Linked DNA regions of Homo sapiens: regions 2 and 3 are each linked to region 1. Evidence: chromatin loops called from intact Hi-C (ENCODE). Cell type or tissue: heart right ventricle. All regions are shown on one strand.

Region 1 (8,000 bases):
CGGCTTTCTAGCTGTGCATTCAGCTGCTCGGGGCATGGAGTGCCTGCCATGCTACCTTGTTCCTGCCTCCATGCCTTCTCCCTCCTTGATGCCATTTCTCTACCCACCTTCTCTCTTCTTATCTCGATCCTGTACAAGCTTTCAAGGCTCAGTTCAAGTCTCTCGCCTTTGATGAGGCTTCCCTGAAGACTCCTGATCTGAAGCCCACTCTGATCTGATGTAAATCCGTCCCACCTGCAGGGCTGTCTGGCTTGCTGAATTCACACCTGTAAGACACCTCTCAGCCCGTGTGTGCTTAGACGACCTTGCCTTGGAGTCTGGAGACAAAGGCTTGTTTTGTCTCCTTAGACTAAAAGCTAGAAAGGGATGAATATTTGTTGGACACCTATTATGTGTTAGACACTGTGCTAAGCCCTTTAAAGATGGTTTGCATCCTGCAAAGTGTGAAACCTTATCGCCATTTCACAGATGAGGCACCTGAGACTCAGAGATGTTAACGGGCTTTGCTTCCCATCCTCAGTCAGGAAGCAGCAGAGCTGGGATCAAACCTGAGTGTACCTTTCTCTAAAGCTGTGACTATCTGCCAGCATCGGAGGGGTGGGGGGGCTCAGGGCAGCCCTCAGCAACCCCCTGGTGCCCCTCACCACACATTCTCCAAAGAGGTGGAGAGGGTTACGCTGGGCAGCCCAGTGTGACAACATCTGGGCAGGGGTTGGGAGCACTGGACTCGTACTGGGGGCTGCTGCTTCCCAGCGGAGTAACCTTGACCAGGCAGCTCATCTCTGGCCTCAGTTTCTTCATCGGTAAAATGGGGGCAAAAGGGTGGAACTCCAGGCAGTTTAAAGAAGTGCCTAGCACACAGCAGGTGTTCACTAAATGCTTCCTGAGTTGTGAGGCAGTGAGTAGACCATTTGGCCTGCATTGGGGAGAGTCTTGGTGCTTTTAATTTGTTTGGCTGGATGCAAATGAACAAATAAAAGGGGGTTATAACCTTGAACACTCCCTCTCCCCAATCCACAGCCCTTGGGTGAGAGAGGAAGGGAGACAGGCCTCAGGAGCGTGGGATTGGGGGAACTGGTGTGACAGGGTCCTGGAAAGTGGTGAGAATGAAGCCTTTGCAGCCGGATAGAGGCATCTGTTTCACCTGGGGGCCCTCTGAGAAGCCTTCCTGGAGGAGGTGGCCTTTCAGCCAAGCCTAGAGGGTGGGAAGAAGCAGGGTTGTGAATGAGAAGTGTGGAGGCAGCCTGGGCGGTTGAGCGACCTTTAGAGCTGGGTTCTAGCTCAGCTCTACCGTTTAAGAGCTGGGGTCTTAGGTGGGTGACCCCTCACCGGGGCAGTGGGGTGAACACCCCCGATCTGGATCTCAGAGAGGAGACAGGGTGGAACGTGGCAGAGCAGGCACCTGGGACCCGGGGGTGGTCAGTAATGCCCCCCACCCACCTCTTTTTACTCATGACGCAGCCCCCATGCTGAGGGGTCAGGACCCCACCCCAGGCAAGAACCTGGATTTTAAGGAGCTGGCCGCGGGCTGGGGGCTTCCTACCCTCTGGGAAGGGGTGGGAGCTCACCAGCCGCCGCCGTCAGTCTGTCTGTCGCCTCCACGCCTCCCCCCTCCAGCGTCCCGCGCCTGCAGCTTTCCCCGAAGACATTTGGTGTCAGTATAAGGACGGCTTTTCCTCGCACGCAGCGCGGCTCGGTCTCGCCGCCGCCGCACGTCCCCGCACCGCCAGGCGCTCGGGCTCCTCCGCAGCCCCCGCCGCGCGCAGACCCCGCGCTTCGAGCCCTGAGCCGGAGGCGCGAGCAGAGCCGAGGCAGGCGAGAGACCGGCCTCAGCCCCGCGCTCCCCGCCGCGCTGGTCTCTCCCGGGCACTTGCCCCGCTGCTCGGTCCCCGCAGCACCCGCGCCCCCGCCCCGGCCCGGAGCGCCGCGCTCCCGCCCGCCGCCCGCCCAGAGCCTCGCCGTCCCTCCAGCCCGCCGCCTCCTCCTCCTCCCGCCATGGCCCGGGCCCCCGGGCCCGCCGCCCCCCGCCCGCCGCCCCCCGCGCCCCGGGGGCTCAGCTGATCCTGAATTGGCGGGGGGTCGGCTGGCGGGGCTGGGGGTCCCTCTCGATCGCCGGCTTCGGGTGGGGACGCGTTGTCCCCGCGTCTCTAACCTGGACGACCCCCCGCGGCCGGGCCACGTCCATGCCAAGGTAGGTGGGGGCTGGGTGGGTGGGGGGAAGGAAGGGAGGGCTTCGCTTCGATGCCAGTTTCTTGGCGCGTTGGCTTCTCTCTTCACTGGGGCATTTATTTATTTATTTCTGGGGATCGATCCTCCCCACCCGCGCGTACCCGTCAGGTGAGCCCCCCATCCCGCGCCTTCGGGGCCATGCCTTGGGAGGAAGGACAGGAAACTTTGACCGGTCCTCTCTCCAAGGCCACGAAAGTTCTCTCGGTGCCAATACTGAAGCCAGCTGAGCCAGCGCTGCAGAAATTTATTCAACAAGTCAGGCTGCCGGCCGGGGCCCGGGTTGTCCGCGCGTCCGGCCGCCCCTCCGCGGCTGCGGCTCTGCGGGCAGCTGGGCCAGAGCTGGTGCCCGTGTCCGGCGGGCTGAGCTGGGAGCGCTGGCCTGGGAGCGCGGCAGCGGGGGCCACTGGATGGGGGAATCCCGGGCAGGGTTTAACTTTCCCGGAGGCGGGGGTGGCGGAGACCCCCCCTTTGGCTGGCACCCCAGCGGGGCGGAGGCCTCGCTGCATGAAGCCAGGCCAGGGTCGGAGCCGGGGCTGTAGGGGTGAAAGGGACCCTCGGCCGGCTGGAGGTGTTATGTAATGAGTGCTTATGATGATTGGGTGCTAATTGCCTACTGGGTGGTGTTGTGGGGGAGCTGTGGGGGACTACGGGGCTTGGCAGTGGTGGGGAGGCCTCTTTTGGGGGAAGTCATGGTGCCTGGGGGAGGGGGCTGTGGTGGGGCCCAGGCTGAGGCCTCAGTCAGCCCCTCTGCTAGTGTCTTTCTGCCTTGTCAGGGCCCTGGGGGCTCCTGACCTGAGGATGAGATTGGGGTCTGAGAAGACCTCTGAGCTATATTCTTGTCCTGAGGGTCTGTATCCTGGGTCCAGGTGTGTGTGTGTGTGTGTGTGTGTGTGTGTGTGAGAGAGACAGAGAGAGAGAATGAGCGAGCGCTGGAGTGGGCCTGCGTGTCTGGCGTGTGTGGTGTGCCGGGGTCTGATCACCATGCGAGGAGAGTCCTCGCTGGAGCACTCAGATTGGCCCAGGCAGTGGCCAGTTCGTCCTCTGTCTCTCACTGCCTGGAGGATTCGCCCCGCAGACGCTGGCACCACCTCGGGGCTAGGACGCTGTGTGAACAGGGGTGTGGATCTGTGGCCCAGCCCCAGGGGAAGGGTTTGGCCCATGGTGTGGGCCTACCTCCCTGCACCCCGTCCTCAGACCCTGCTGGCACCTGGTCACCTCTTGAATCTGTGGCTCCTCTTAGCCCTAAGGACTCGCTTCCGGAACTCTTGTCCACTCTTCAGGACAAACTTTCTGTTCAGGCTTCAGGATCCAGGGCTGGGCTGGGGACTGAGCTGGGGTCTAGAGACCTCCCTGTTACCTTCCCACCTCCGCCGTCAACGCAGAGACAGAGGGAGGGGACACCAGTGGGTGATAGGTCAGGACAGGACAGGGTGACACTGAGCAGAGACCAGGTCTGGGGCCTCAGCAGGGGGAGGAAGAGGAAAAGAAAGAATGTGCCTGGAGGCTGTTGAGCTGGCCTGGCACCAAACCCATGAATCTGCCCACAACCCCAGAGGGCCTGGTCACCACACCGTGCCCTCCACGCTCTCTTCCTAGCTGTGCAGAGCTGCTGTGCCTGCCCCACAATGGGAGGCTTGGGGAAGGGGCTGCTGGCCTGGCTGGAGGCCCCTTCCCCTTCCTTTGACCAAAGTTCTCTGCCCGCTTCTTCCGCATTCCTTCCTCCTCACCCTGCATGCCCCTCCCCTCCCCTTGCCCCCATTCCAAGACCTCCTGAGAAAGCTGGGGCTGAGAGGGCATCTTCCAGGCCCACCAGGGGGCGCCAGGCTGTCCGCAGGTCCCTGCGGCCTCCCCTTGACCTTGAGTGGTCAGGTAGGGGTGGAGGGTGCCGTGAGAACCCCATCCTCTCTCACCCTCTCTCTGCTCCAGACATCTTCCTGAGTCCATAGCCAAGCTGGGAGCAGTTTTGGGGACTGCAGCCTCTCTGTGGTTCTGGACCCAGTTCCCCGCCCTGAGCCCACAGGGGTCACCACCTCCAACTCCCCTCCCCCAGTCTCCTTCATCATGGCCCCCTTTGTGGCCCTCTCTGCCACCTTCACCCCACACCCCAAGTGTGGCTGCTCTGGGCCTCAGCCCCAAGGAAGGGGCTCTCAGGCCAGTCAGTTTCTGGGCACCACTCTGTCCCTCCCCCACGCTGGCAGGGCTCCCGCCACCCCGCAGTTCCTAGCGCTTTCCAAGGTAGCCAAACAGGCTCCTATGTGGCTCCTTGATCCGTGGCTGTCTCCACTTTGGCAGCTGCCTTCTTCTCTTGATTCCTCAGCCCCCCAGCTCCTGGTGTCAAAAACTGTCTGGAAAGAGGGGATGCTGGGCTGGGCATGGGGGTCTAGAGAGACCCCTCTGGGCTGCAGGGAGAGCAGGGCGCTCTCCCCTCCATCCCTTCTCCTCTGCAGCCAGCTCTTCCCCTGCTGCTGCTCCTCTTCCTCGCCTGTCCTCCTGTCCCCACTTCTCCTTTCCAACCCCTTCCCTACCTCCTGTTCTTTGCCGCAGAATGTTTTCTTCCCATATGTTCCTAGGACATGCCCCAGCCTTAATGCCCTCAGTCTACTCTTGTGCCCCTGGCATCCCAGGTCTGGCCTGGGGGCTCAAAGAGCCCAGGGTGCTGTGTGCCCTGCACACTGTGGGTGTATGGTCTGTGGATCTCTGGGAGTGTGAGTGTGCAGGTCTGTGGGTCTGTGGGTCCAGGCATCTGTGGATCTGTGGGTGTGTCTGTGAATCTGTGGATGGTGGATCCATGGGTCCGTGGATCTGTGGATCCTGATATCCAGGAAGATGTGGGTTGAGTCTGTCCCCCACCATGGCTGCCAGTCTACAGAGGGAAGAAAACAAATTGGATTTTCCGATTTCCTTTTCTCTCTTTCTCTCTAATATTTATTCTTCATGTACTGTGTTCTAAGGCCTGTTCTGGTCACTGGGGGACACAGCAGTGAACGGAAGGGAACAGACAAAACCTGCCCTTTTGGAGCTGCTGTGCCTGTGAGAGGATCTGGCCTCCCCTGCCAGGTGCTTTGTGGGGACATGGCCACGAGTCCTGGTTTCCACTCGTGCTCTCAGATTGGAGAACCCAGACCGTATTGATAGATGAGGGGTGCAGATCACAGAGGATTTAGCATGGCATATTTGGACACCTTTGCAAAACAGCTGGGTGCTTTTGGGGCTCCTTGAGCAGGAGAGGACGAGAAGGACGTGGTATCTTGAGGGTGGAGGTTCTGTGGAGGCTGTGGGCTCTTCAGGGCCAGGTTCAATGCAGACCTGGCCCTGCCTCCCAGAACTTTTCCCTTCATCTCTGAGGTCTGCCTCTGCCCACTGCCCCCTTCTCCTGGACTCTGGCCAGAGAGGTCTGGCTAATGGTGCATGTAGAGAGGAGCATTAGGGTCTTGCTGCCTGCCCTACCCTGTTGAGCAGCGGGGGCTGCATCCAGCCCTCTGTTGTTCTAGGGTCTTAGGCCCCTTTTGGGAGGGGCCTAAGCTCTGTCCCAGCTGGGGTAGAGGTGAGCAAGTCCACAACCATGGCAAGAGGATCAGGTGACCTAGCATCAACAGAAGCATCCGCTTCTTATAAAACTGGGATAATACCTTTCACCTGAAAGGATTTTTGTGCGGCTCAGACATGTTTCTGCAGCACCTAGCATGGGGCCTCGTACAATGAAGCTGTCTTTTCTTTCATGAAGTTGCTTTCCAAATGTTTTTCCCCATTTTCTATCTGGTTTTCAAGGCAGAAAAGGCATCGTCTTCTGCATTTTATACAAAAGGAAATGAAGCTTGGGGAGACCATGTGATGTGGGGAGGGCAGAGCTGGTCCTTGAGTCCTGGGACTCCTGATCCAGTGCTCTTCCTGCTGGCCACCCCTCCCTCCCATCAGGGGCCATGTTCACCCTGATTTGCTCGCTGAAGTAAGACCCAAGGCCCTAATTACTGCAGAGTGAGTAAAAACTGATCAGCAGAAGCGCCTGCTGGGAGATGTTCAAACACACTGATGGTGGTTCCGACACAGCCTCGCTTGCTGCACTTGTCATAAGACCGAGAGCCGGCTGAAAACAAACAAATGGCAATGCCTGGTGACAGACACGTGGGCAGGTGCAGGGGTGGGGGGGCTGGTAGGCTGCAACCTCTTGTCCACAGTCTGGCCTGGACAACCCTTATCTGGTGACCTGGAGCTGGACTGCTCAGATCCAAACCCCAGCTCTTTTACTAAGTAGCTTTTGACCTTGGGAAGATCCTTTAACCTTCCAGTGCCTCGGTTTCCTCACCTATAAGGTGGACAGAGCAAAAGCACTTCTCAAAAGCTTACTCTGTGCCTGGCATATAGTAAGTATTCACAGATAATGTTGGCTTTGATTCTTGTTGGCCATCACGGGAGGGGTTGCTGACCGAGAACCCACTCAATAGGCTGCGGAGCTGGGAGGGCTAGCTGTTCATTTTTGTGACAGGTCTGAGGTGAATGACTACAAGATGTGGGCAGGCCCAGCTGACCAGACCAGAGCAAGTTTTGTGACGGGTCATGCAATTGGGGGCACCGCACTTCAGCCTTTCCTCTTTAGGCTGAGGATCTCTGGCTTGGCTCAGCTTCTCTGAAGAAGATCTGAGGGGATCAGTGGACCACATGCCCCACAGGTGCTGCAGTAGGACTGGGTTGCCAGCTGGGCCCTGATGCTCCCAGTCCGCATCAAGAAAGGCCAGAATCAGGCAGGTAACCTGTCTGTTGTGCTCTGGGTGGCTTGGTGCATATCCAGTCCTGCCCATGCAGAGGAAAGGGCACAGACTTGAGTGTGACTGCGGAGGGGGTCCCAGGGAGGCATATGATGTGGAAATTGTCACCCAAGGAATGGTTGAGGGAGCTGGTGACAAGAGGCCTGGGGCAGATGAGGCTCAGGGGTGGGCGGGCTGTCGTCATGCATCTGCAGGGCTGTCATGCGGAAGAGGGAGCAGATAGAGGGTTCCAGGGGCTCTGGGACGCCGGCTGGAAGATTCTGGAAGGCAGGCTTCCTGCAGTCTCACAAAGGCTTTTCTGTAGATCACCAGATGCAGGCTCTGCATTGGTTTGTATGTGTGAGTGGCTGTTGTGTCTATGTGTGTGCGACTATGTGTATGCGTCTGTGTATTCTGTGTGTGCATATGTGTCAGTGTGAGTGTATGTGATCTGTGTGATTGTGTGCATATCTATGTGTCTGGGTAAGTGTGTGATTGTGTGTATGTGTGTCTGTGTGAGTTATGTGTGTGCCTGTAAATGGGTGTTTTGTGTGTTTATGTGTGTGTGTAATTGCGTGTATGTATGCCTGTGAGTATATGTCTTTGTGATTGTATGTTATGTGTGTGTGATTGTGTGTGTCTGTGTATTCTTTGTGTGCATGCATGTCTGTGTGTGTCAGTGTGAGTGTATGTTATGTGAGTGTATTTGTGTGATTACATATGTATGTGTCTGTGATTGTGTATGTATGTGTCTGTGAGTGTGTGAGTGTGTATGTGTGTATGTCTGTGTGAGTGTGTGTATGGGAGTGTGTGCGTCTGCATGAGTGGGTGCTGGTGTATCTATGTACCGTGTGTGGTTGTGTGTCTGTGTGCGTGTTATGTGTGTATGTCTGTGTGTGATTGTGTGTCTGTGTGTGTTTCTGTGTGAATGGGTACTGGTGTATCTATGTGCCATGTGTGGTTGTGTGTCTATGTGAATGTGTGTTGTGTGCTAATGTGTGTGTGATTGTGTGTCTGTGTGTGTCTGTG
Region 2 (8,000 bases), 64 kb after region 1:
CCATCTACCTGTCCACCCATCCACCTGTCTATCCATCCATCCATCCATCCATCCATCCATCCATCCATCCACCCACCCACCCATCCACCCACCCACCTGTCCACCCACCCACCTGTCCATCCATCTACCTGTCCACCCATCCACCTGTCCATCCATCCACCCACCCATCCATCCACCCACCCATCCATCCATCCATCCACTCATCCATCCATTCACCCACCCGTCCATCCATCTACCTGTCCACCCATCCACCTGTCCATCCATCCATCCATCCATCCATCCATCCATCCATCCATACGTACATACATACATCTGCTCATCTTTCTAGCCATCTTTCCATTTGTCCATTCATTCATCTGTATAGTCAGCCAGACATCCACCTGTCCATCCACTCATCCACCCATCCACCTGTCCATCCATCCATCTGTCCACCCACACATCCATCCACCTGCCCACCCACCTAGTATTAAGAGAGGTTATCTTGCAACCATAAGCCCTGTAGAGTTTTCATGTCCATGACCTGTTTTGAGCCTTACAGTCATTCTGAGGGAGGTGAGCTGTTGCCATTTTACAGATGAAAAAACTAAGACTTGGAGACACGAGGTTACCTGCCCAGGGACGCACTGCCAGTGAGTAGCAAAGGCTGGAGTCAGTTAGGTCTTCTGACTCCTCACTGCTCTCTTCTAGGAATGGGGTGAAGACTGGGGAAAGAGAGGATGAGGGCCCTGCCTGCCTTCCTGGTTTTTTTTTGTTGTTGTTGTTTGTTTGTTTGTTTGTTTGTTTTTTTTGAGACACAGCCCGTAGCTCTGTTGCCCAGACTGGAGTCCAGTGGTGTGAACTTGGCTCACTGCAACTTCTGCCTCCCAGGTTCAAGCAATTCTCCTCCTGTCTCACCCTCATGAGTAGCTGGGACTACAGGCATGTGCCACCATGCCTGGCTAATTTTTGTATTTTTAGTAGGGATGAGGTTTCACCATATTGGTCAGGCTGGTCTCGAACTCCTGACCTCAGGTGATCCACCCACCTTGGCTTCCCAAAGTGCTAGGATTACAGGCATGAGCCACTGCACCTGGCTGCCTGGGGCTTTTATACGCATTTACCCACTTCCTATGGTCCAGGAACTTGACATCTGATGGCTCAACAACCTGTGGGAGGCTCAGAGAAGTTAAGTGACTCACACAAAGTCACACAGCAATTCAGCGGCAGAGCTGGAATCTGAACAGAGTTCTGTCTGTCCTCAGCCCAGTTTATTTCCTGGCTGTGTCTGACCCCTTGCTTCTCTTCCCTGCCTGAGCTTCTGTTTCCCCATCTGCCAAAGAGTACAGGTCTCCTGGCACCTGCTCCCCCTCCACAGGTAGTGCTGTCCCCATTCCTTTATTCCTAGCCCTGGGGCCTTGGGGCTCTGTCACCCACCCCACCCAGCCAACCTCTGTGGTCCATCCATCCTGAGCGCCCTGTGGGGCTGGCCTGACCCCGGGCTTGCAGAATGCATCAGTCAGTCTGGGCAGGCCTGGCGGGGCAGGAGAGGCCATGCTTCAGAATATCTGTGGAGCAAGGTGACCAGGAGGGTGGCAGAGCTTTCTGAGCCTGGAGGGTGGCCCAATCCTGCTTTGTTCTGAGAGGGACTGGCTTGGCTTGGGTAGGGCACAGAGGGGGCCTGGGGGCTGGGGTCTCAAGGTCACAATACGATAGAAAACGCTGGGGGTCCTCAGTGCTACTGTGAGGGTCTTGGGGAAGGGTTTGGGAGGCGAGGTAGGGCAAGTGAGTAGTGGGAACCAAAGCTGTGCGGGAGGGGGAGGGGGAGTTCAGCTCTACCAGCCTGGCCCCTTCCCACTGCCCTAGGGAGACCCCCTTGGGCACAGGGAGGGGACATGCGGAGAGGCCATTTTAGGGCCAGCTTCTCTCTGTCCTCATCCCCTCCAATCCCAGAGGGCTCCTTGAAGATCACCTAGTTCAAAACCATCTTTCCCACATTTAACAAATGAGGAAACTAAGGTCCAGAGAGGGTCGTGGCTAGTCCAGGGTCACACAGCAATTCAGTGTGACCAAACAGCAGTTCAGGAAGGACCAAGCCAAACCAGCACACCTTCCCCAACAGTGTGTGATTTTCTCCCATGTGCCCCACCTGACTTTACTGGGAAATGAGCCAAAAGGTGGCCTCCGTACACTCAGCACCCAGAACTCTGCCTGGCGGACAGAAGGCGCGCCAAAGACACGTGTGAAATGGACACAGCAGGTGTACTGAGCTGTGTACTGTGCCAGGACCACAGAGCTATACATGCTCCTGTGCCGGGCATGAGGAGGCAGGGAGAATGGGGCTGGGGGTCGGGAGGCCTCCGGGAGAAGGGGATGTCTGAGTTGAGACCCAGGGGAGGATGGGGATTGAGTAGGTGGAGGGGGAGGGCTGGGCGGCAGTAGCGGGGGTTCAGGGAGTGTAAAGGGCTTGGGGAGGGAGCTGCAGGAGCTGGGGGTTACAGGCTGGGTGGACCAAGGGGTGGGGCATGAGGCTGGAGAGGACAGGGCCTGGGCATGGACCATGTGCCTGAGGGCAGTGGGAGCATAGGAAGAGGTTAGCAAGTGGTTGCTTTAGAAACACCCCTGGCCAGAGTGCGGTGTGGGGGGGGCGGTGGGGGGGGCAGTGGGGGTGAGCTGGACATGGGACTGCTCCTGGAACAGGTGTGAGCGAATGGCCGGTACTGGGCAGGGGTGGGGGTGGGATGCAGAGCAGCAAGTGGGTGGGAGAGGGACTGCTGGGCCCAGTCCAGGTCCTCCTTGAGTGTCTGGTGTGGGCACCTGGGTGGGCGGGAGGGACCTCAGCTCTCAGGGGCCAGCACAGAGGGCCACGTCGCTCCTGGCTCCCACCCACAGTGCTGCTTGTTTCTGTCCTGGGGGACGGCGGGGGCTGCCCTCAGCAGGCAGCTGCCATGGGACCATGGTCACACTCCAGGCCACGGAGCCCACAGGCACCGCCACCTTCCAGAGGTGTGTGCACGTTGCAGAGGGTCGCACACAAGGGATGTTTGTACGTGATCTTGATCTGAACCTCTTGTCCGGTCTAGGGTCTGCCCAGCAGGGGGCAGCACTGTGATGGGACCGCTGAGGCTGCAGGCGGGCTTAGGGGCATGGGACGGGACACGGGCGGAGGCCTCGCTCTTGCCAGGCGGGCTTCTCTACATCTGTGTGAGGGTGTGTGTGGGTGTGAGGGTGTGTGTGGGTGTGAGGGTGTGTGTCCACCAGAGAACACGTGTGAGGACGTGTGTGCACGAGTGTGTGTGCAATGAAGGGTGTGCACAGGTGAGTATGTGCCTGTGAGGTGCGTGTGCACATGTAAGTACATGGGAGAGTGTGTGTGCATGTGACAATGTGTGCATCTGAGGATGTGTGTGCACAAGTGAGCAAATGTGAAAGCCTGCACACGTGAATGGGCACATGTAAGGGTGTGTACATGTGAGAGTGCGTGCCTATGAAAGTGTGTGTGTTGTGAGGGTGTGTGCTGTGTCTGCCTGGGAGGGTGTCTGTGTATGCCTATGAATATGTTCATGCCTGAGCATATGTGTGCTTGTGTGTGTGTGCCTGTGAGGGTGTGTGTGCCTGTGAGAGTGTTTGCTGTGATGTGTGTGTGCCTGTGAGGGTGTGTGTGCCTGTGTGTGTGTGTGCCTGTGTGTGTATGTGTGCTGCGAGGGGGTATGCCTGTGAGGGGTGTGTGGCTGTGAGGGTGTGTGTGCTGTGAGGAGGTGTGTTATGAAAGTATGCGTGCCTGTGAACATGCGTGTGTCTATGAGCCTATGTGTGCCTGTGGGGGTGTGTATGTCTGTGAAAGGGTGTGTACGTGTCAAGAGTGTGTGTGTGCCTCTGAGCGTGTGTGCGTCCATAAAGGGGTGTGCCTGTGAGGGTGTGTGTGTGTGAAGTGTGTGTGTGCGCCTGTGAGGGTGTATGTGTGACGTGTTTGTGTGTGTGCCTGTGAGGGTGTGTGTGAAAGGGTGTGTATGTGTCAAGGGTGTGTGTGCGCCTCTGAACGTGCGTGTGTCCATGAAGGGGTGTGCCTGTGAGGGTATGTGTGTGAAGTGCATGTGTGTGCCTGTGAGGGTGTGTTTGTGAGAGCGCGTGTGTGAAGAGTGTGTATGTCTCTGTGAGGGTGTGTGTATGAAGAGTGTGTGTGTAGCGAGCATGTGTGTGCCTGTGAGGGTGTGTGTGTGTGAAGAGCGTGCGTGCGCCTTGCACGTGTGTGTGGGCGCCTGTGCCTCTCCCTCCAGGTCCTCTTTGCTCCTCCTGGTTCCTCTCCTGCTGTGTGGGGAGTTCATTAAGCTGCTCCCCGGAGGTGGAGGACACTCCCGGTCCCCAGCACCAGCCTGCCCTGGCCTCTGGGAAGGCAGGGATTGACCCTGTGCCCAACATCCCCCTGCGCTCCAATTACAGAGGAGCTCCGAGCGGGCTCCGAGCCTTTCCTCAGGGTCTCCTCCTGCTAGTGGCCACCGCTGGGCAGTTGGGGGAGTGTCGGCTTCCCGCCCCTGAGCCTGATTCCGCTTCTCAGAGGACAGCCTGGTTCTCTCAGAACCAGCACTGGGGAGTTACTGGGAGCACTGGCCCTCCAGCAGCTGGTGTTCCCCTGGAAGGGCCCTGCAGATACTCACAGGCGATTCTGCGGGAGCCGCAGGCTGTTGGAGCACGTGGGGCTTAAAGTCCATTGGTCTAACCCTCATTTCGCGGGACAGACAGTTTTGTCCTCAGGTGCCAGGTCCCCTGCCCAGAGCCACCAGGGGATTAGTGACTTGAGGTGGGGAAGGGGTGGCTCAGGCTCTCAGAAGTGCTTCCTAGAGAGATTTCATAGTTGCCTGGTTTTTTTATTTTCTTTTTTTTAAAATATGATTTTCCTGCAGACATTTCTCCTACTTATGGTTTGAGCTGCTTCTGCCCTGGGACACAGTCTTTTTTTTTTTTTTTTTTGAGACAGCATCTAGCCCTGTCACCCAGGCTGGAGTGCAGTGGCATGATCTTGGCTCACTGCAACCTCCACCTCCCGGTTCAAGAGATTCTCCTGCCTCAGTCTCCCGAGTAGCTGGGATTACAGGTGCCCACCACCACGTCCAGCTAATTTTTGTATTTTTAGTAGAGACGGGGTTTCACTGTGTTGGCCAGGCTGGTCTCCAACTCCTGACCTTGTGATCCACCCGTCTCGGTCTCCCAAAGTGCTGGGATTACAAGCGTGAGCCACCGTGCCCAGCCGGGACACAGTCTTTTCAACAGTAGCCCGTAGCTTTTAGTCTCATTTCTAGAGGGCAAGCTAGAGAGCTGGTGATGGGCGCAGTCAAATGACGGGTTATTAATTGCAAAGCCATGAGGAGTGGGCTGGTTGCCTGCGGTTTAAAAATACAGCAAAGGCTGCAAAGCTCCAGCATGAACAACCAGGAAGATGCAAGTGTGGGTCAGAGAATAAAAGTTCTGGTCTTAGCTCTGCCATATGCCTGCTGTGTGACCTGAGAAGTCCCTTGGCATCTCTGGGCCTCGGTTTCCCTACTCGTACAAACAAAGCAGGAGGATAAACTGGATTAAATACGTGGCTCTCAACTTTGTCCAGGATGAGCGGGGGACATGGACATCATGGTGCTGCTTACAGAATCGTATAAAATACATGTCTCTCCACCCCACCCCTGCAGGTCCTTGTTCAGGCCACTCAGCCTCTGATGGATAAAGAGAGGAAGACAGCAGAGAGGTGGTTGGGGAGGGAGGAAGGAAGCGCCAAATTAGGAGTTGGGAGTCTGGGTTCTGGTTCCTCTCTGTGTGACCTTTCCTAAGTCACCGCCTCTCTCTGGGCCTTGGCAAGATGGGGCTGAATTATCTCTAAATGTGCCCCCGCCCCACCCCACCCCCAGCCTGTACATCTCTCAAGGCACTGCCTTGCTTCCTTAAGCATACTGCCTGAGTCATTTACATATGAAAAGTGCTGTTTTCTCCAGTAAGAAACGAGGGCAGTCACTGCCAAGGCCTGGCCAGAGAGGTGATAGTTCCCCCGACCCAGGCTGTGGCGCAGGGGCGAGGCAGACCCTGGGGAGCTCAGGGGCAGCCCTGAGCCCGAGCTCACAGTCCCTGACAATGCTGTGGGGAAGGCTGCCATCCCCTCGGCTGCACAACCAGCTGGAGGTTTGCTCTGTGCTGTCAGGCCAGGTTCTGGTCCCAGGGCCTCCACCCACTGGCTGTGGGACCCTGAGTAAGCCACGTGCCTCTCCGTGCCTCTATTTCCCCAGCTCTCAAGAGAAGTTAATAATACCCATGTCCATCTGGTTAGGAAGGCTGAAATGCCACCGTGGGTGTAGAGAGCTGCGTGCACAGCCTCGTGTGCCTACGCGATCCGCAGGTGCTGCTGCTAGATAAGGTGCTGGGAGTAGTGAGGGTGGACGTAGAGTGTCAGGGACGTCTTCTCAGGGGCTGGTTTTGGAAGACACTCATCAGCTGAGGGTTGGAGAGGGTGTGCCTGGCAGATAGATTGGCATGTGCAAAGGTGGAGTGGAGGTGTCATCCTGGGCTGGGCATCGTGTGGGTGGGCAGGGGACTGCGTGGCGGGAAAAGGAGAGGGTTGTTCACATCTTCTAGGGAGTTAATTATAATCATAAGTGGCTAAAGTTTTTTTTTTTCTTTGAGACGGAGTCTTGCTCTGTTGCCAGGCTGGAGTGCAGTGGCGTGATCTCGGCTCACTGCAACCTCCGCCTCCTGGGTTCAAGCGATTCTCCTGCCTCAGCCTCCTGAGTAGCTGGGACTACAGGCGTGTGCCACCACACCCAGCTAATTTTTGTATTTTTAGTAGAGACGGGGTTTCACCATGTTGGCCAGGATGGTCTTGATCTCTGGACCTTGAGATCCGCCTGATAAGTGGCTAAAGTTTATCAAGTGCTTGTGACAAGCTCATCACAGTGCTTTACATGGGCAGTGTCATTTCATCTTCACTACAGCTTTAGGAAGTTAGTGGCATTGTGACACCTACTTTCTAGATGGGGAAGCAGGCAGAGGGGTTGACTAGTCTGCCCAAGACCACACAGCTGGCTGGGGACAGAGCTAGGGTTTGAACCCGTGTTCACCTGACCCTACAGCTTTTCACTCTGTGTCAGTATCTCCTTTCCGTTCTTTTAGCGTGTAGGCGCCAGACACCCACTCCCGTCCCCAGTGTCTGCAGGACATCAGGAAACACCCCTGCCCACTTCCAGGGTCAAAGGAGAGAGGTCCCGTGGGCTGCAGTGACACCTCGAGGCCCTCTCTCCTTCCATCTCCCCCCTCAGCCTGGTCTGCTCCAGACCTCTGAGTGCCTTTCACTGTTGGGGTGCACAGGTCTCGTGGTGCTGATCCCCTTTCGGGCTGAAGCCACGAGGCAGGCGGGGGGCCAGGGCAGAGGAGGGAGAGCATCAGCCGCACAGTCTGCAGGATCCTGTGCAGACGCCCCTGTGGACAGCGCCCCGAACGGCACACACATCTCTGAAAGGGGGCCGGGCAGGATGGCACTGTGGTTAGTGCACAGCGGGTGCCAACCCTCACGCCCCAGGCCAAGCCCTTTCCTGCCCAGGTGCCTGCCCAACCAGGGTCATGGTCAGGCCAGCCCTGCTGAAGAGGGGCGAGGAAGGCCTCAGGATTCCTTCTTGGAAGGGCCTTGGGGGGCATTTGTTGGACAGTTCTGAGAGATGCACCTTGAAATAGTTGGCGTGGAAGTGTCGGCATTTTCGCCTGAAGCATGTGTTTACTCTCGGCTTGGGGAGAGCAGAAGGAAAGCTACTGGGCTGTCAGCCCCCACCAGGCCACACCTTGGACTTCAGGGCTGTCTGTTTTAGGCACCCACAAGGGGCTCCCACTTCATCCTGAGGGAGAAAGGCCTGACAGCCCCCATGGGGAAGGAAGAGAGGGAAGGAGGGAGAGAAATGGGGAGATGAAATGAGGGGGGCCAGTTTCCCCAGGGCTGCTCCCTTCCTGGAAGAGGTGGGGCTGGGTGGGTGGGAGAACATCTGGCCAGAGCATCTGGC
Region 3 (8,000 bases), 450 kb after region 1:
TTGTCCTCTTTATGGCCACTTTCTGGCCCCCTGGGACTTACGCCCCTCCCTGACAGGCTGAGACCTTGAAGTGAATCCTAGCCCAGCAACTGTCAGTCCCCCCATCTTCTCACCCCCAGGGATGCTGCCTCACCTTGGCTGGTGGCCAGATCTGCCTCCCTTTTCTTAGAGCGTGCAAAGCAGAGCCTATTTGGGGACAAGCTTCCAATCCAAGCTGGGGGAGGTGGGGAGGAGGGCAGAGAACAAATGAGCCCAGGGCTGCGTCCTAGCTGACCACCTGCCCCCTGCTCAGGGGGGGTGTCCTGAGCCACCCCCAAGGCTGAGTCATTCTAGCTATCCCTGCCTGCCCCCACCCCCACACACCATGCCAGGTGCCATGACCAGCCGGCCTCAGCTGGAGCTGCTGCCCTTCCCAGTTTCCTTGTTCATTCTCTGAAATCAGAGTCTGTGGACTTGCTAATGATCCCATAATCTTAGCCCTGGAAGAGAGCCTATGGCTTTTCTAATTATTAGTCTCTCTGGCCCAGGTTTCCAATAATCTGGAAACATATGCACGCCGGGGCACAGCTTGCACGCCGGTCATCATTCTGCTGGGCTCCTTGCAGTCCTGGCAAGGCATGTGGGAGGCTCCGGATAAGTGTTATTTTATTTATTTATTTATTTTTCAGCAGTGAGTCAGGAGATGGGGGTGCGGAGGTGGGACCCAGAACTCTCTACCTTTCAGTGGGCCATTGAGGACAGACTATGAGTTTCCCGAACTCACCCGCCTGGGAGGGCTCCCAGATGGCCTGGAGATTCCTTGCATTTGCTCATTCACTCACCATGTTTCACTGAGACCCAACTATGTGCCAGGAACCAGAAATTTACAGAGGAGTACGGTGAGAATTCTGCCTTAAGTCTAATGGGGGGTGACAAAAAGAAACTAAATTTCAGCACAGTGGTAGGGGTGGGGATATTGATAGCTATTACTTATTGGGCATATAAGTGCTAGGCAAATGCCAGCCCTTTTAGAATTTTATTTTATTTTATTTTATTTTATTTTATTTTATTTTATTTTATTTTCTGAGAGGGAGTCTTGCTCTGTCACCCAGGCTGGAGTGCAGTGACTCTTATCTCGGCTCACTGCAACCTCTGCCTACTGGGTTCAAGCGATTCTTCCGCCTCAGCCTCCCAAGTAGCTGGGACTACAGGCGTGTGCCACCACACCTGGCTAATTTTTGTATTTTTAGTAGAGACGTGGTTTCACCATGTTGCCCAGGCTGGCCTTGAACTCCTGACTTCAGGTGATCCACCCGTCTCAGCCTCCCAAAGTGCTGGGATTACAGGTGTGAGCCACCGCACCCAGCTAATTTTTTATTTTTAGTAGAGATGGGGTTTCACCGTGTTGGCCAGGCTGGTCTCAAAACTCCTGACCTCAAGTGATCCACCCTCTTCGACCTTCTAAAGTGCTGGGATTACAGGCGTGAGCCACCGCGCCTAGCCTATTCCATTTAATTTTTTTACAACAATCTAGCAGCTTTTCATTTTACGGATGAGGAAACTGAGGTTCAGAGAGGATAAGGTCACACCACCAGTAAATAGGATGCTAGATGGGAACTGAGATGTGTCGATTCTCAGGCTTGTGCACCTGTACTGAGCTCCAGGTGAACAGCAGCTTCCTGGGAATTGATGGCTGAATCAGCCAGTTGTGGAAAGGCAGGGCAGGCTGTGTACAAAACTGGAGGCCCAGGACACGTGGACTCACACTGTTTCCATCACTTGAATGCCCTCCTGATCACTTTCAATCATATCCCTCCCTGCACTCTCAACTTGCCTCCGTAGGGAAGCCCTCCCAGGTAACATCATCTGGCAATAGCCACAGAGTTATCCTTGCTGCGTCTCAGCACCTCCCAGGCAAACTGCCAACTCCATTTGTCTTACCCTGATAGATCAATCAAGAAATACCTCGACAGATATTTCTTGAGCCCTGCCTCGCTCTGTCCATGTACTTGAGAGCTCAAGGCTAGTAACACCAACCAGCAGATGATCCTAAAAATCGCTTGTGTATCTTCTTTGGATTTTTTTTAGCCACTGATTTATCTTTCTAATTATGTTTGGCTTTAAGCTAATGTTAAAATGAGCTTGCATTAGATAATTTTCACTAATTAACACCAACTTAGTGCCGGGAAAGTCATCCCAGAAGCTTGCCGTGGGGCAGGGAAAAGCTGGCCTAGGATCTTACAAAGAATTGCTCTGCCTACTCCCTGGCAGGTCACAACACGTGGCTGTTCACAGCTGAATTAGCTGGCCTTGCTCACATGGGTGCCATCTGTCTTCCTCCTCTGGAGAGCCAGCCTGGGTCTCCTTTGTACATACACCCTCCTTCATTCAACCTTGTCGAGAGTGATGGCCTCACTGGATCAGCTCGACAGGGAGTGAGCCCCAGGGGTTGCAGCAGGGAGACCTGACCTGCAGGGTCGGAATCAGAGCCCCACACTGAGGTAGAGGGCTCTGGGAGAGGAAGCGGCCTGGCTGGGTGGAATTGGGCTCTGCTGCTGCCAGTGTAGGGAGGGAGCCCAGTGTTTTATGATGTCTAATTAGTGAGTCCAAGACAATGGAACGCGGCCACAGATAGCTGGGAAGCCCCAGCGGACGAAGCACAGATGCTCTGCTGCTGGGGTGGGGGCAGCCTCGCCTCCAAGTGGGGAACAAGACCCTGTTGTAGCCGGGCGCGGTGGCTCACGCCTGTAATGCCAGCACTGTGGGAGGCCGAGGCGGGCAGATCATTTGAGGTCAGGAGTTTGAAACCAGCCTGGCCAACATGGCGAAGCCCCGTCTCTACTGAAAATATAAAAATTACTCAGGTGTGGTGGCATACTCCTGTAATCCCAGCTACTCGGGAGGCTGGGGCAGGAAAATTGCTTGAGCCCGGGAGGCAGAGGTTGTAGTAAGCAGAGATTGCACCATTGCACTCCAGCCTGGGCAACAGAGTGAGATGCCATCTCAAAAAAAAAAAAAAAGATGCTATTGCAGCTCTGGATTTGGCTCTGCCCTCTTGATGGACCAGGACTCAGGCCCAAGCCACATCTCAGCTCCCCAAGGGAAGCCACCTATGTGGAGGCATTCTGTTTAGATCGATGGCAGGGCTCTGTCCCCCACCCCTCCTGGATAGATGGGGAGACACCCTCATGTGCCTAGACAGACACAGCACTGGGCAGACATGTGTCCTAGGGAAGGCACACACTACACTGGGGACTGAGGACAGAGGACAATCCTGGGACAGCCCTGGGAAGAGTGAAACAAGGACCTCAACAAAGAGCATTCCCATCACTACAGGCTTAGAGAGTGACTGTGTGAGTTAAGGCACAAGCCGGGGCCTGCTGGGTGAGTTTGGAGAACATCAAATAATCTTGTGGGGTATGAGCTGATTATCTGGGGGAAAGTGGATAAATGCCTCTTTGGGTTGGACGCACATGAAGGGTCTGCAGCCAAGCTGAGGGCCTTGGACTTGGCTGTAGGCAGAGTCCGGAGCCGCTGAGTGGGCAGGGAAACGGGGAAACAGGGCACTTGGGTTGTGTTACGGGGTCCGTCTGCCAAGAGGGGAACAGTCAGGGCAGCGTGAACTAGCATTGCTGCACGGTGACCCTGAGCACCTCCTGTGTGTCAGGCCCTGTCCCAGAGGAAGGGCAGAGCTCAGCCAGCTGGGGCAGGCACCAGGCAAGATTTTATCTAGGCTTGATCACATTTCTTTTCATCTTCATAGAACCATGAAGTAGCCTCATTTTACAGGTGGAATTCAGAGGGCTTAAGTAACTTGCACAAGGCCTCACAGCCTGCGTGGAATCTGTGGCACTTTCCCCACTGCAGTACACTTCCGTACTGTTGGATCGATGTGAATCTAGAGACCAGGGATGGAGGAAGTTAAAGGGGTGCTCTGTGGGGGTCTTGCAGCAGGAGCCCCTCCTGCGGGCAGCTGTGCAGCCTCCTCTCCTCTCCTCCCCTCCCCTCCTCCTCTCCTCCTCCTTTCCTCCTCCTCTCTTCCTCCTTTCCTCCTCTCCTCCTCCTCTTGTCCTCTCCTCTCCTCCCCTGTCCTCTCCTTCTCTCTTCTTCCTTTCCTCCTCCTCTCCTCTCCTCTTCCTCTCCTCCTCCTCTCCTCTTCCTCTCCTCCTCCTCTTCCTCCTGTCCTCCTCCTCTCCTCTCCTCCTCTCCTCTCCTCCTCCTCTCCTCTCCTCCTCTCCTCTCCTCCTCCTCTCCTCTCCTCTTCCTCTCCTCCTCCTGTCCTCCTCCTCTCCTCTCCTCCTCTCCTCCTCCTCTCCTCCTCCTCTCCTCTCCTCCTCCTCTCCTCTCCTCCTCCTCTCTTCTCCTCCTCCTCTCTTCTCCTCTCTTCCTCCTCTCCTCTCCTCTCCTCTTCTCTCCTCCTCGTTTCCTCTCCTCTCCTCCTCATTTCCTCTCCTCTCCTCCTCATTTCCTCTCCTCTCTTCCTCCTGTCCTCCTCCTCTCCTCCTCTCTCCCCAGGGTATGTACATGGGGAACTTAAGAGAAAGTTTGTTGTTTAGTGGTTCCCACTCTACTGGCATAAACATTGGTGATAATTCAGATGGGGTCTGTTGCAGTCTTGGTGACAGTCTTTGCAGTGTACCCAGAGTACTTAACGACACCCTCTCCTGGATGCATCGTCTCCACAGAGCACCTTTCTGTGCTCTGGTGGCAGCTGTGCCAGTTAGAAGTTGCACTGGTTCCCCGCAGCCTGCCTTGAGATACTTTACTCTGGCAGCGGTTTTCTTAGCCGTGCATTGCGACATTCAGCATATGGGTGTAGACACCCGGTATGGCTGGGTGAACGGTTCATCTTGTGGGTTCTTCCTTAATTGGGCTGCCCTTCCCCTCTATTAGTTCAAGTTTTGACCTTTCTGGAAGTGTCGTGTTCCCTGAGCTTTAATCAGCACCGTTGGCAGGGCCTGCTGGGCACGGCATTGAGCAGAGGAACGACATCCCCACCTTGATGTCTGTGCCGCGGGAGGCGCGGGCTGCCTGGCTCCTCGGGAGCTCAGCGGGCCCCCCATGGGCTGTCTCCTTCTTTCTCGCCCCCTCTCCTGAAGTGGTGGCCCCTTTGTTCTGGGCTCCATCACTGAGGAGAGAAGAGGGCACCTGCATTTACCCATCGCTCACAGCAGGACAAGTACCGCGCTGTTGCAGCATCTCATTTAAAGCTCAGAACAGCCCTGTAAAGGCATCACCTCCCCACTCTAAAATGAGGTAACTGAGACCCAGTAGATGACTCACTCCAAGCCAAACAACCAGTGTGACTTTCTGCTTCCAGACCATATATTATCCTGCACGCAGCAGCCTTCACTCAAAGTGGGACGTCCCCCTCGTGCATTCAAGTGACCTGAGTGGGGGTGGAAGACGGAGGCTGCTGTTAAAATGCATTTTCTTGGGCCTTTGCTGAATTCGAGTCTTTGAGGATGGGGCCCTAGAATCTGCATCTTCAATACGCATACCCACATCCCTGCTCCCAGGTGATTCTTTACACACTGAAGTTTGACAACCTGCCCCATAGACCTTGATCCTCTCTTTGGGGAGATCAGAAAAGGAGATTCCACAGCTGGAGATGTGTGAGTCAGAGGCTGCAGGCAGACCCAGCTCTACCCTCTGTGGGAAAGGGAAGAATTGCCCTCTGGTCCCAGATAGACTAACTCCCCTGGGCTGCCACACAGACGGCCATTCTGGGAGACAGCAGTTTGACCTGTTTGCTCAGCTGCTGTCCTTTCCACCCTGAGAGACTTAGGGCTTCAGATGTGGGGAGTTCCCCCCATTTGCCTTATAACGATCCCTCATAACTGCACAGCGTTTTTGTGGGATTTCGTGGGCATGATCTCATCCGAGCCTTCCAACAGCCCTTGGGAGGCAGGCAGGGCAGGTGTGGGAGGCGACTCGGCCCCAGGCGCACATGGGTAGGTAATCAGTGGGAAAGTGTCCCTAGCTGCTTCCCTTCCTTCCCCAGGATAAGTGACTGTCACCAAAAGGCCCCCCCGAGATCAGCAAGCTTGGCCTGTGGCCTTTTGCTTTTTCACACCCACAGAAGGGGTGAAGCTGGGGCTCTTTGCAGGCAACAGCAGCCGCACCCGCCCGAGTCCTGAGCTCCACGTCAGCAGGGCAAGGGGACGGATGGTGTTGTCTTTCTCTGGCCATGCATCTCAGTTTGCATCCTGCTGTGCAGGATGAATTGGAGGGCAGAGGTGAGTAGGAGAGAGCAGTTAGGAAGCTCATCAAAGCATGGTAGGAAAGGAGGAGAGTCCGAGCTGGGGCGGTACCAGTGGGGACAGAAAGGATTAACCCTGAGAAGGTGCCCGGGGTGGGGCCTGCTGGATTCAGTGACTGATGGGATTTGGTCGGTGGGGAGGAGGAGGAGGCCTGGGCTTCTGGCCAGAGTGACTAGGAGGATGTTGATCTGGGGAGTGCCTGTGTGGCTGAGGGACACGTCCAAGCTGCAGTCGGCTCTGTGGTTGTGGACACCTGGCAGAGCCATGCCTTCTCTAGTCTGGGTCATCCAAACACACGTGGGGTGCAGGGGCCAGGTGGAGCCCTCTTGTCGTTTTTGTTATCTAACGGTAATTACGGAGTCCAGAAAGAGAATTGGAAATGCCGGCAGTTTAATTAAAGCTGAATGGCAGGAGAGGGGCATTTGGAGGCTCCCTCCCTGCCTTCACTCCCCGTCCTGCCGCCCAGGCAGGATGTCAGATGAGGAGACGTTGAGCTCATCAAACACCCAATGAGAAGTCTTACAACATCAGAAGCTGTCTGCCAATGCGCCTGCGACAGCTTATAGAAACTGCTGCCGCCTCGAATCAACCTCTCTCCCCAGGCATTGCACGTCAGTAGGTAACCAGGTAAAGGACGCCGGGGGTGGGCAGCCAGCTGGAGGGGGCGTGATTTCCTCCCCCAACAAAATCGGCTTCCCTGGGTTCTGAGCCCATGATATCATGTTTTTAAACCCGATTTTCCATCTACACTGGGAGCTTTGAAGTTCGCTCGGTGTGGGGAATCACGTGCTCAGTGAAAGACCCAAGCGGAGAGACTGGGGAGCTGGTTCCCCTGGGCCTGACACTGCGGAGCTGAATGTCAAAGCAGGGCCCTCAGAGACCAAAGCGGAGGGTAATTATCACTTCTCCACAACTAGATTGCAGGAGTCAGCCAGCAATTGATTTTTTTTTCTACTTCAGATATTTCATTGTTTAATTGGTAGTGACACAGATGGCTGGCTCGCATCAGGGCGTCACAGTCCGACTCGCGAAAGCCAGGCTGTGGGGACTGCTGCCTCTCCTGACATCCTTAGGCAGGTGGGGCTAGGACAGGCCAGCTTCCCTGCTTAATTTTTCAACCACAAAGCAAAAGTAAGCTTGTGAACCTGAGACATGCTTCTGCAAACCGGTCAAGCTGTCCTCAGCGACATGAGTCCACTCTAAACTGGACACCTTGGAGTGTTCAGAAATGAGAGGACAGTGAACTCTTGCCTAGACAGCTCGTGGGAGATAAACTATCAGCACTAGGAGATGGCGATCAAGTATCAGAGCCCTGGAAACTGCATTGCTGGTGGAATGAAGCCAGAACTCTGTACATTGTGTTCAAACCCTCCGTATCCAGCCCGTGTACCTTCACCCTTATACCTACCCCATACCTGCCCTGAACTGTGCCAGCCCAGCTGGAGGACTCGAAGGTGGTTTTGGTTTGGTTGGTTGGCTATTTTGGACCCCAGGTGCAAAGAGCTGATTGTGCACTTTAGTTCACGGCACAATGCCACCAGAGAGCCTTGAAAGGCCTCATACTTTACCTTTCTCCTTCCCTCCCACTCCTTTCTCCTTCCACAGGCAGCCACCCTTATGTGTTCAGCATATGTCCTCAGACATCTTTGTATCCTTGAAAAGTATGCAGTGTTATGTTATGCAGTGTGCTTTTTTGTTTTGTTTTGTTTTTTGAGATGGAGTCTTGCTCTGTTGCCCAGGCTGGAGTGCAGTGGCATG

Evidence for each region. A loop is a pair of places that touch in the nucleus more often than their neighbours do. Peaks named below come from ENCODE experiments on the same cell type or tissue, not always from the same donor. Only the 100,000 strongest peaks of a DNase experiment are listed, where the experiment ranks them.
Region 2: it touches region 1 in a loop (4-fold over the local background); 4 of 110 quality-filtered maps call a loop at or near these places.
Region 3: a loop joins it to region 1, with 3 times the contacts of the local background. A loop is called at or near these places in 2 of 110 quality-filtered maps.

The regions. Positions count from the first base shown.
Region 1 is chr22:39,555,874-39,563,873 of GRCh38, forward strand. It overlaps LOC124905120 (a long non-coding RNA gene), which reads right to left and starts at 1,641. Exons shown (of 2, transcript XR_007068106.1): 1 at 1,569-1,641; 2 at 922-1,195. RefSeq lists an enhancer at 2,056-2,654. In heart right ventricle, CTCF peaks have their summits at 1,617 and 4,056 (motif pointing right); no DNase peak of the experiment used is centred here; H3K4me3 peaks cover 896 bases; H3K27me3 peaks cover 7,298 bases.
Region 2 is chr22:39,619,983-39,627,982 of GRCh38, forward strand. The region is part of intron 4 of CACNA1I (calcium voltage-gated channel subunit alpha1 I); the gene reads left to right. Among named protein-coding and RNA genes, the nearest start is that of CACNA1I, 53 kb to the left of the region's middle. RefSeq lists enhancers at 2,994-3,093, 3,124-3,233, 6,222-6,516, 6,940-7,489, 7,490-8,000. In heart right ventricle, a CTCF peak has its summit at 3,058 (motif pointing right); a DNase peak (open chromatin) is centred at 3,079; H3K27me3 peaks cover 7,313 bases.
Region 3 is chr22:40,003,256-40,011,255 of GRCh38, forward strand. The region is part of intron 1 of FAM83F (family with sequence similarity 83 member F); the gene reads left to right. Among named protein-coding and RNA genes, the nearest start is that of FAM83F, 12 kb to the left of the region's middle. RefSeq lists enhancers at 2,088-2,589, 2,590-3,089. In heart right ventricle, no CTCF peak of the experiment used is centred here; no DNase peak of the experiment used is centred here; H3K27me3 peaks cover 3,821 bases.